Regions from separate parts of the Homo sapiens genome. Here region 2 is linked to region 1. Evidence: read pairs that join two places in POLR2A ChIA-PET (ENCODE). Cell type or tissue: A673. All regions are shown on one strand. Each heading gives the region's core, and the rest is flanking DNA. Links, peaks and the distances in the headings are about the cores only. Region 1 overlaps HOTAIR (HOX transcript antisense RNA). Region 2 has its middle 8.3 kb from the start of MIR3198-2.

The links. ChIA-PET counts read pairs that join two places held together with the same protein. Peaks named below come from ENCODE experiments on the same cell type or tissue, not always from the same donor. Only the 100,000 strongest peaks of a DNase experiment are listed, where the experiment ranks them.
Region 2: POLR2A ChIA-PET joins it to region 1 with 8 read pairs; 2 of 35 experiments call an interaction of 5 or more read pairs at or near these places.

Annotation. Positions count from the first base shown.
Region 1 is chr12:53,964,874-53,969,258 of GRCh38, reverse strand. It overlaps HOTAIR (HOX transcript antisense RNA), which reads left to right. Exons shown (of 7, transcript NR_186241.1): 2 at 503-642; 3 at 1,865-1,990; 4 at 2,882-2,983; 5 at 3,172-3,295. Among named protein-coding and RNA genes, the nearest start is that of HOXC11, 6.1 kb to the left of the region's middle. RefSeq lists an enhancer at 1,974-2,878. In A673, for the core only: no CTCF peak of the experiment used is centred there; no DNase peak of the experiment used is centred there; H3K4me3 peaks cover 1,256 bases; H3K27ac peaks cover 1,044 bases.
Region 2 is chr12:54,220,955-54,225,339 of GRCh38, reverse strand. No RefSeq gene overlaps it. Among named protein-coding and RNA genes, the nearest start is that of MIR3198-2, 8.3 kb to the left of the region's middle. In A673, for the core only: no CTCF peak of the experiment used is centred there; no DNase peak of the experiment used is centred there.

The sequences.
Region 1 (4,385 bases), core at 303-4,302:
CTGGCCCCCTCACCAAATGCTCCAAAATGAAGGAAATGTCTTAAAAGCAGGCTGGAAATGGAGCCGCTGCTATTGGGCTTCAGTTTCCTAAGCCAGTTGTAGTGGCACAGAAAATACCTTTTCTGGGTGGGATTGCCCTGTTGGGCCACCCAGATCTCCCGCCTCACCACAGAGCAGAGGCGGGTTGGCCGGAGCCCTGATTCTCTGGCTTTAGCTCCTACATTAAGGCTCGGACCTAGTCCTCCTGATCAAAGTGAGCTCGCGGCATTTTTATGAGATCAACTTCAGCAACTCTTTATTAGCGATCAGATGCCTGGGTCGAAAATGCAAAAGGGAACAAACAGCTAATCAATCCAAAAGGAAAAAGAAAAGAGAGGGGTGGGAAGGCATGGGGTGAAAAACTTCAGGTGACACAAAGCAAAAAGATTCCAGTCACCAAAAACAAAAACAAAAAAAAATCTTTTGCCCCCAGCAAGAATCATTTGTTTGGGATCTGTTCCAGCCTCCAGGCCCTGCCTTCTGCCTGCACATTCTGCCCTGATTTCCGGAACCTGGAAGCCTAGGCAGGCAGTGGGGAACTCTGACTCGCCTGTGCTCTGGAGCTTGATCCGAAAGCTTCCACAGTGAGGACTGCTCCGTGGGGTGAGTGTTGTGGCCTATGCCTCCTTGCCCCAGCAAGGAAAGTGCCTTCTGCTCAGGATTTACAAGTCTCCCCCATTTTGCTGCTTTCCTTTCGGCGGGCTCAGTGGTTTTCTCCTCACTACAGTCAGAAGTTGAGTTACAGGAAGATTCGCCAGAGATTTATCGCCTGGCCCCAAACTTGGAGAGCCTCGTTGTCATAAACAGCCATCTATTGTCTAGACTTTTATCTCCGGGTATGGATCGTGCATTAGCGAGGCTCAGGAGACATGGGGCTGGCTCTGTGGGGTGTTTGTGCAGCCGGTGCCTGCCCGCAGGCCCCAGGGGTTTCTTTGGGTCATTTTATGAGAGTGCACACATTTGTGTACACTCTTGGAGCTGGGCAGGTACGCCTGAGTGTTCACGAGTGGAGGCCCAAGGTAGGGAAGTCTCTTTTTCTCTGTGTTGGGGAACATTCCGGTGCGTGTACTTGTGTGTTGGGTGAGAATTTGTCATGGTATGCTTTGTTTCTGGGGCATTTTAAGTGTTCCTGCCTGGGCTTTTTCAGGTTTTATTAACTTGCATCCGCCTGGCCTGTTTATATCCCTTCCAAGCAGATCATCTGGTGTTTTTCAATATTGGAGTGCATTGTGTGTATTTGGCTTCTCTCAGGAAATGGTTTTGGGTGATACCTTCCCAGGCTTACTCCCTCAGATACCCCCACCCACCCTGAATCACACCTCAGCCTCTGCTTTCACCAGGTTGTCTGGCCCTGCCCCACTCTCTGCAAGTCCCTAAATCTCCAAAGTGCCTGCCAATTTTATGTCACAGACATGAAGCACATTTTTGTAGGGTGAGGTCTGGCTATCTCTATCTTTCCCACACTAGGGGGAAGCGTCCAGCTCATAAACCACCTCACTAACTGGAGCTCCCCTTCCCAGACTGAGGGGACATAAGAAAGGGCCTCCCCAGTCCATTTCAACTGTTTAAAATACTATCCACCGAACTCTAGATACTGCCAAAGAGAGCCTGCTGTTCCCTCCCTGGGGCTTCCCGGCTACCCCTCCAGCCCGTTGAGCCCAGGCATTTTGTAACATAAGTGGCACTTTGCCCAGATTAAACGTCTATGGCAGAGACACTTATCACCTTAGATCTTGGGGTCAGAGCTGCTTTGAAAGCCAGGATCATTTAACATCACCAGAAATAATCAAATCCTCTTCCTTTGTTTTTTATGATGAAAACACAGGGTAAGAGAGCACCAGGCACTGAGGCCTGGGAGTTCCACAGACCAACACCCCTGCTCCTGGCGGCTCCCACCCGGGACTTAGACCCTCAGGTCCCTAATATCCCGGAGGTGCTCTCAATCAGAAAGGTAAAGTGGGAGGTGGGGGCAGATCCCAGAGGCCATTTTTCCAGTTGAGGAGGGTGGAGGTGACAACAATTAGAGGCTTTTGGAGCATCAGATTGAACCAGAATTCCCCATCATTGTTTTCTGTGCATCCTTCCCTTCCCTTGCCATTAGAATTTCAATTTAAAAAGCAATGATTAGGCCTTAAAATGTCTCCATGAGCCCAGAGGAGGCGAAAACGAGCTGTGAGGTCCAGGAAAAAGGTAAGTCCTCCGCAGATATCCCCACACCAATTATTTTCCTCTCCTTCTTTCTCTCTGTTCATCCCCAGTGCTACCCTGGAGGAAAAGGATCAAGGATCTCAGTTCGGGATCCTTCCTCCCTGAGCCTTCGAGCTGAGCCTGCCCACTGCCCACCGCCAAAGGCTGTCGCGGCGGATACGGGGCTCTTTCGGTCTCGCCGGGCCGGCTGCGGCGCTGCCTTACGCTCCCGGTCTCCCTGTCTCCCTCCATTCTTGCCTCACCCCTCCCCTAGACCAGCAAATATCCAATATATTTGTTTCTCCGCACGCCAGGCCTCAGCGCAGCCAGCTCAGCGCTCGGGGATCGCTGCCCCCGCACTGGGCCCTTATGCGCTTTGCTTCCAGTTCCACCGACTGCAGCATCTTTCTTTGCTAGCTGCCCGGGTAAAACGCTTCTGTCGCACTTTCCTGCTTCTCCCCCTTTCTTTCCGCCTCTGGATCTGAGAAAGAAATAAAACCAAGCCTCCTACCGCACCAGCCCTCCCCACCCCTGCTGCCTCACTTCTCCTTACCGAGTGTACCGCCTTGTTTTCTGAAGGAAACCGTAACATTCAGACATTTAAGCTGTAAATGAACTTTTCTTTATGACGTTTAATTTTCTCTCCAATTCTTAGGTCCTGCTCCGCTTCGCAGTGGAATGGAACGGATTTAGAAGCCTGCAGTAGGGGAGTGGGGAGTGGAGAGAGGGAGCCCAGAGTTACAGACGGCGGCGAGAGGTACAGAAGACTGGGAGATAGAGAAAAAGAGAGGCGGGGGAAGGGAGGGGGAGGAAGGAGGGAGGGAAGGGTCCCCAGCTGGCGGGGAGCGGAGCCAGAGAGAGAAAAAGAGAGAAAAGTTTCCCGGAGTCTTCATTAGTTGATTTCCCTGTCCGCCGCTTTCCCCGGCCGGCTCACCCCCGGTAAAGGAAGGAGGGGCGTCTTTATTTTTTTAAGGCCCCAAAGAGTCTGATGTTTACAAGACCAGAAATGCCACGGCCGCGTCCTGGCAGAGAAAAGGCTGAAATGGAGGACCGGCGCCTTCCTTATAAGGTACGATGCTAACTTGACCTTCACTTTGTCATGGCGCCCCCGCCCACCCAGACTGCTGCAGGCGCCCGGGCGAGGGAGAGCAACAGCCGACCCTTGCTTCTGCCTCCCTCCCGCCTCTTTTTATCTTTCGATCCTTCTCTCTCGTCTTTCTTATTTTCATTTCCCTCCTGTCTTTTTCTTCCTCTTTTTTCTGTCTTTTCCTTTTCATTTCCTTCCTTCCTTCTTTTTCTCCTGCTGTTCTTCCTGCCCCCTTTCTTTCACTCATTCTTTTTACCCTTGCCGGCTGGTTTCATAGCTTCCCTGGGTTCTCTCTTGCCTTGTTCTCAGGCACTTCCTTGATCTCTTTCTCTCTCTTCCCAGCCTTCTGGTCCCTTCTGGTCTCAAATCCCGGAAACAACAACAACACAAATATTTTCAGTCCTTCCTGCATCCCTACCCTGAACTGGCCTTCACAGCCCCAGCCTGGCTTTTGCCCCACCCAGGTGTTCCTGGGGGAGAGGGGGAAGGCCAATTTAGGATCAAAAGAGGCTTCACTTTGGGACCAGTGCCCACTTGGGGATGACAATGAAATTGGTTTGGATAAGACCCTGTCTTCCTCACATTGGCCCCACCTGCAAAGTCTCTGTGACCCTAGTGGCCTTGGACTGAGAGCAAAGCCTCAGGCTGGGGGGGCATGGGGAAAGCAGATCCCACAGCTCCTGAAACTATGGGGAGGGGAGCAGAGTTCAAGTACCAAATTGTGGTTCACCCTTCTCTGGCTTTCAGCCCCTAAAATCTTAGAGCTTTCCCTTAAGACATCTGAGGAGGAGATTTAGAGAACTAGGGATTTATAGAGATTAAAGCATATGTAAAAATAGGATAGAGAAAGACTATAAGGGCCTCTCCACCTTGTCTATTGCTGCCTCCCAGGCTCCAGCCGAGCCTCTGACATTAACTCTAATCATATCTTGTTTGGCTATAAAATAATATTATTGATACCCCTGTAATTATCTATTATCCCCTTACTTGTAATGATTACAATACTAGAGGAGGCAGGTCTATGCTGACAAAGTAAAGCCAAGCAAATATCCTGGAAAATGAAACTAAATCA
Region 2 (4,385 bases), core at 256-4,255, 260 kb before region 1:
AATGGCCTAAATAATTCAAGGCGGTAGATAATCCCCAAATCATTTATGAATGTGATTGAAAGGCACTTGGAAGGGGCTTTGGAAGGTGCTTTGTGGACTTCTCTGGGCCAAAAGGAAGAAATCATTAATGGAGGTAAATGAAAAGCTACTCTTAGACCTGTACCAGAATAGCTGTACAGACCCCATGCTATTGGAAGAGCAACAAGCAGGTTGGAATTCTGAGGGCACAAAGAGAGTCGCAGTTATGTATGGATTGAGAGAAGCTAGGAAACAATAAGCTCACAACTGGCATCACTCCCGAATTAACCAATATACCACCTCGGAACAGCCCAGGCACTGGGCAAAATCCTTAGGTAAGAATTTAAGTCTGGCTTTGTTATTCACAAGGTTGAGTAATATTGGCTAAATTAATTCCCCTCTCTGGGTATCAGTTTCCTAAGGGGACTCAGCTCAAATATGGGATAATTATTTCATTTTTCACAAAGTATTTTATCTTTTTATTGTAATCATAGCAAAAAATTGACAAAAGTAGACATTGGGAAAACTATAATCCTATGATGTTAATATGACATATTTTTACATTTGTGTGCTTGACCAGATTTTTGTCCATATGAAACAAAATCCCGTTTTTACATAGTGTGTGTACCATTTTGTATTATTATTTTCTGAGATAGGGTCTCACTCTGTCTCTCAGGCTGGAGTGCAGTGGCATGATCACAGCTCACTGCCGCCTCGACCTCCCAGACTCAAGCGATCTTTCCACATCCTGGGCTAAGCCTCCCTCCCAAGTAGCTGGGACTACAGATGCGTGCCACCATGCCCTGCTTTTTTTTTTTTTTTTTCCTAAGAGATGGGGCCTCCCTGGCTGGGACGCCTGTAATCCCAGCACTTTGGGAGGCCAAGGCGGGCAGATCACAAGGTCAGGAGATCGAGACCATCCTGGCTAACACGGTGAAACCCCACTCTACTAAAAATATAAAAAACTAGTTGGGCGTGGTGGTGGGCGCCTATAGTCCCAGCTACTTGGGAGGCTGAGGCAGGAGAATGGCATGAACCTGGAAGGCAGAGCTTGCAGTGAGCCAAGATCGCGCCACTGCACTCCAGCCTGGGGGACAGAGCGAGACTCCGTCTCAAAAAAAAAAAAAAAAAAAAAAAAAAAGAGATGGGGCCTCCCTATGTTGCCCAGGCTGGCCTGGAACTCCTGTGCTCAAGAGATCCTCCTGCCTGGACCAGTGTTGGGATTACAGACATGAGCCACTGTGCCCGTCCCTATTTTGCACTTTTTTTCACTTAACATAAAAAACAGTTCTGGGCTGGGGGTGGTGGCTCACGCCTATAATAATCCCAACACTTTGGGAGGCCGAGGCATGAGGATCATTTGAGCCCAGGAGTTCGAGACCACCTTGGGCATCAAGGTGGTACGTACCCCCATCTCTACAAATAACACAAAAATTAGCTGATTGTAGTGGTGCATGCCTATAGTCCCAGCTACTCAGAGAGCTGAGGTGGGAGGATCGCTTGAACCGGGGAGGTTGGGGCTGCAGTAAGCGTTGTTTATACCAGTGCACTCCAGCTTGGGCAACAGAGTAAGATCTTGTCTCTTAAAAAAAAAAAAAAGAAGTATCAATGTACTGTGTATGGATTCTACCAGTATCCGTGGTCTGGAGGGCCCCCTGGCCACTTCGTGTTAGTCTCATACCTTTGAAACAGTAGTGGTTCCAGTGTTCCATTCTCAGTTGTTTTTTTTTTTTTTTTGAGATGGAGTCTCGCTCTGTCGCCCAGGCTGGAGTGCAGTGGCGCGATCTTGGCTCACTGCAAGCTCCGCCTCCCGGGTTCAAGCCATTCTCCTGCCTCAGCCTCCTGAGTAGCTGAGACTACAGGCACCCGCCACCACGCCTGGCTAATTTTTTGTATTTTTAGTAGAGACAGGGTTTCACCGTGTTAGCCAGGATGGTCTCGATCTCATGATCTCGTGATCCCCCCCGCCTCGGCCTCCCAAAGTGCTGGGATTACAGGTGTGAGCCACCATGCCCGGCCTCAGCTGTTGTTCTTACCCCAGTTTGTTCCCATCTTCTAAAATAGCTTCTATACTTTCATTATTTCAACCATTACTTATGGACTTATGACCCCCCACACCGATATCTCTGGGCCTTGACTGTATCACTGTTCTCTCTGTATCCACTTGCCCTTTGCTACCTCCTCCTGAGAATCCTGGAAACTCCTCAAATGCAGACCCTTCAAAGTCTGCCCCAGACCTGCCTTTACTGCATTTTCCTCCACTTCTATTCTCCTTATCCCTCCCAGAATTTCACAGAACTATGCTCCAAGCCCCAACAAGCTGGTCTCTTGGATTTCAATGCCTCTGCTCCCACAATCCACTCTGCATATTTTGGTCTCTTCCTCCCTGATGCCTTCATGGGTTCCTCCAAGTAAAATTACTCATTCTCTCTTTGGTGCTTTCACAACCTCTTATGCCTCATCTGTATTATAAAATAAACTGCGAATTCCTGTGGACAGAGTCCATTTCTACTTCATCTGTGGATCTTCAATTCCTGGCTGAGTGTGTAGCATATAGCAGATGCTTATTAAATAATTGTGGGATGAATCAGTGGTCAAGTCATGGTTCCCACTTGCTTCATTTTTCACCAATGCTGTCATTGTCACCACTGATCAGTGCCCTTACTGTTATCATCATTAACTTGATCATGATCACACTTCCTTCATGGTCACTATTATTAACTCCATTGACCACATCATCTCATCATTTACAGCAACAAAAAAAAACCTTCATTAAACATCTGTTCCCAGAGGATAGTATGCAAAGAGCTTTTAATGGAGTTACATGTCATCCCTGCCTTCCAGAGCTCATAGTCTAAAACATAGTTTGTGCTGGGACATGGTCATTATAGACTTTCTGAAGGATGAACAGTGAACAAGAAAGTGAAAATTATTTAAAGAATGACATGAGGCCAGGTATGGTGGCTCATCCCTATAGTATCAGCACTTTGCGAGGCTGGGGAAGATTGCTGAGGCCAGGAGTTTGAGACCAGCCTGGGCAACTAGCAAGACATCTTTACAAAAAATTAAAAAATTTGCTGGTCGTTGTGGAGCGCACCTATAGTCCTAGCTACTTGGGAGGCTGAGGTGAGAGGGTCACTTGAGCTGAAGAGGTTGAGGCTGCAGTGAGCCCAGATCATACCACTGCACTCCAGCCTAAATGTCTGTCCCCTACCCCACCAAAAAAGACATGATGTGACATTTAGAGAGGCACGGTGGAATCCCCAGCCCTCTCACCTCCTACTTGGACTTGTCTCCATCGTCACCCACAGTGTGAAACTCACCAAAAACACTAATAATGGTTAGTAAGACTTCACTGCCCAGACTTTCTGGCCAGTCCCCGCCCCAGCTCCATAGTCTTCCCTTCTGCCTTCTTGCTTTCTCCATGAGACTGTCTTGGTCTAGATATCCTTATCACTGAGTCTGATCACAGCAGTAAGATTGCACAGTATGCCCCCTTGAAGCACCAGAAGTTTTTGGTTTCTGAGTTTAAAAGGTGGCTCATAAATCACTTACGCCCTTGTGGTGCCTCAGGCCTGGGAGGGGAAGCACAGAGACGGGTGATGGAGAGCTGTTGCTGGTGGTGGTAGTTATAGAGGAAAGCATTTGGGATGGAAAGAGGACAGGATTTTAGAGAGTGAGAAGGATGGGAAGAAACCAAGCCCCAGAGGGAAAAGGGGAGAGGAAATGTAAGTAGAAAGGGTGGGTGCATAAAAGGAGAGGAAAATAAAAGGCAGTAAAAAGGCAGGAATGATGTGAGGTATGGTAGGCAGTGAGAGAAAAGGCGCTATGTGAGGGAGAGCCACCTGAGTGTGTCCAGGCATCTCCTGGGCACCACAGCGTGAACGAAAGGTGAGATAAGAGTCTCAGCAGGTAAATTCACCAAGCCCTCCTGTTTGTAGGATGGGAAGTGAGAAGGCTGGGGATTCCAAAAGTGCCCAGCATCTTGGATGTCACACACACACCAGCCTCCTATAAGGTCATTGAGTTTTCTGTTGTTTCACTCAGAAAAGAGGCATGGTGGGAGTGGGAACCTTATATTAATATCAGTTCCCTCAGTGTTGGGCACACCCATGAGTGATGTGACGCTGGGTCCCGACTGTATCTCTTGGTGCGGTAGGACTTGGTACATGTAGCCAAGGGGGAGGTTAGGGTTAAGGGTGATAGATCTTTGTCATTAGTTCGAGGAGTTAAGAAGACCAGAAATAGGGCTAGTATGAGGGAGGCTCTGGCCTGTACAGGGATAGGATGAAGCCTGGGTGGAGTGAGAGGGAACAATAATGGATCAAACAGAGAGAAAAGTGGAGCTTTCCATGCAATGAATGCAT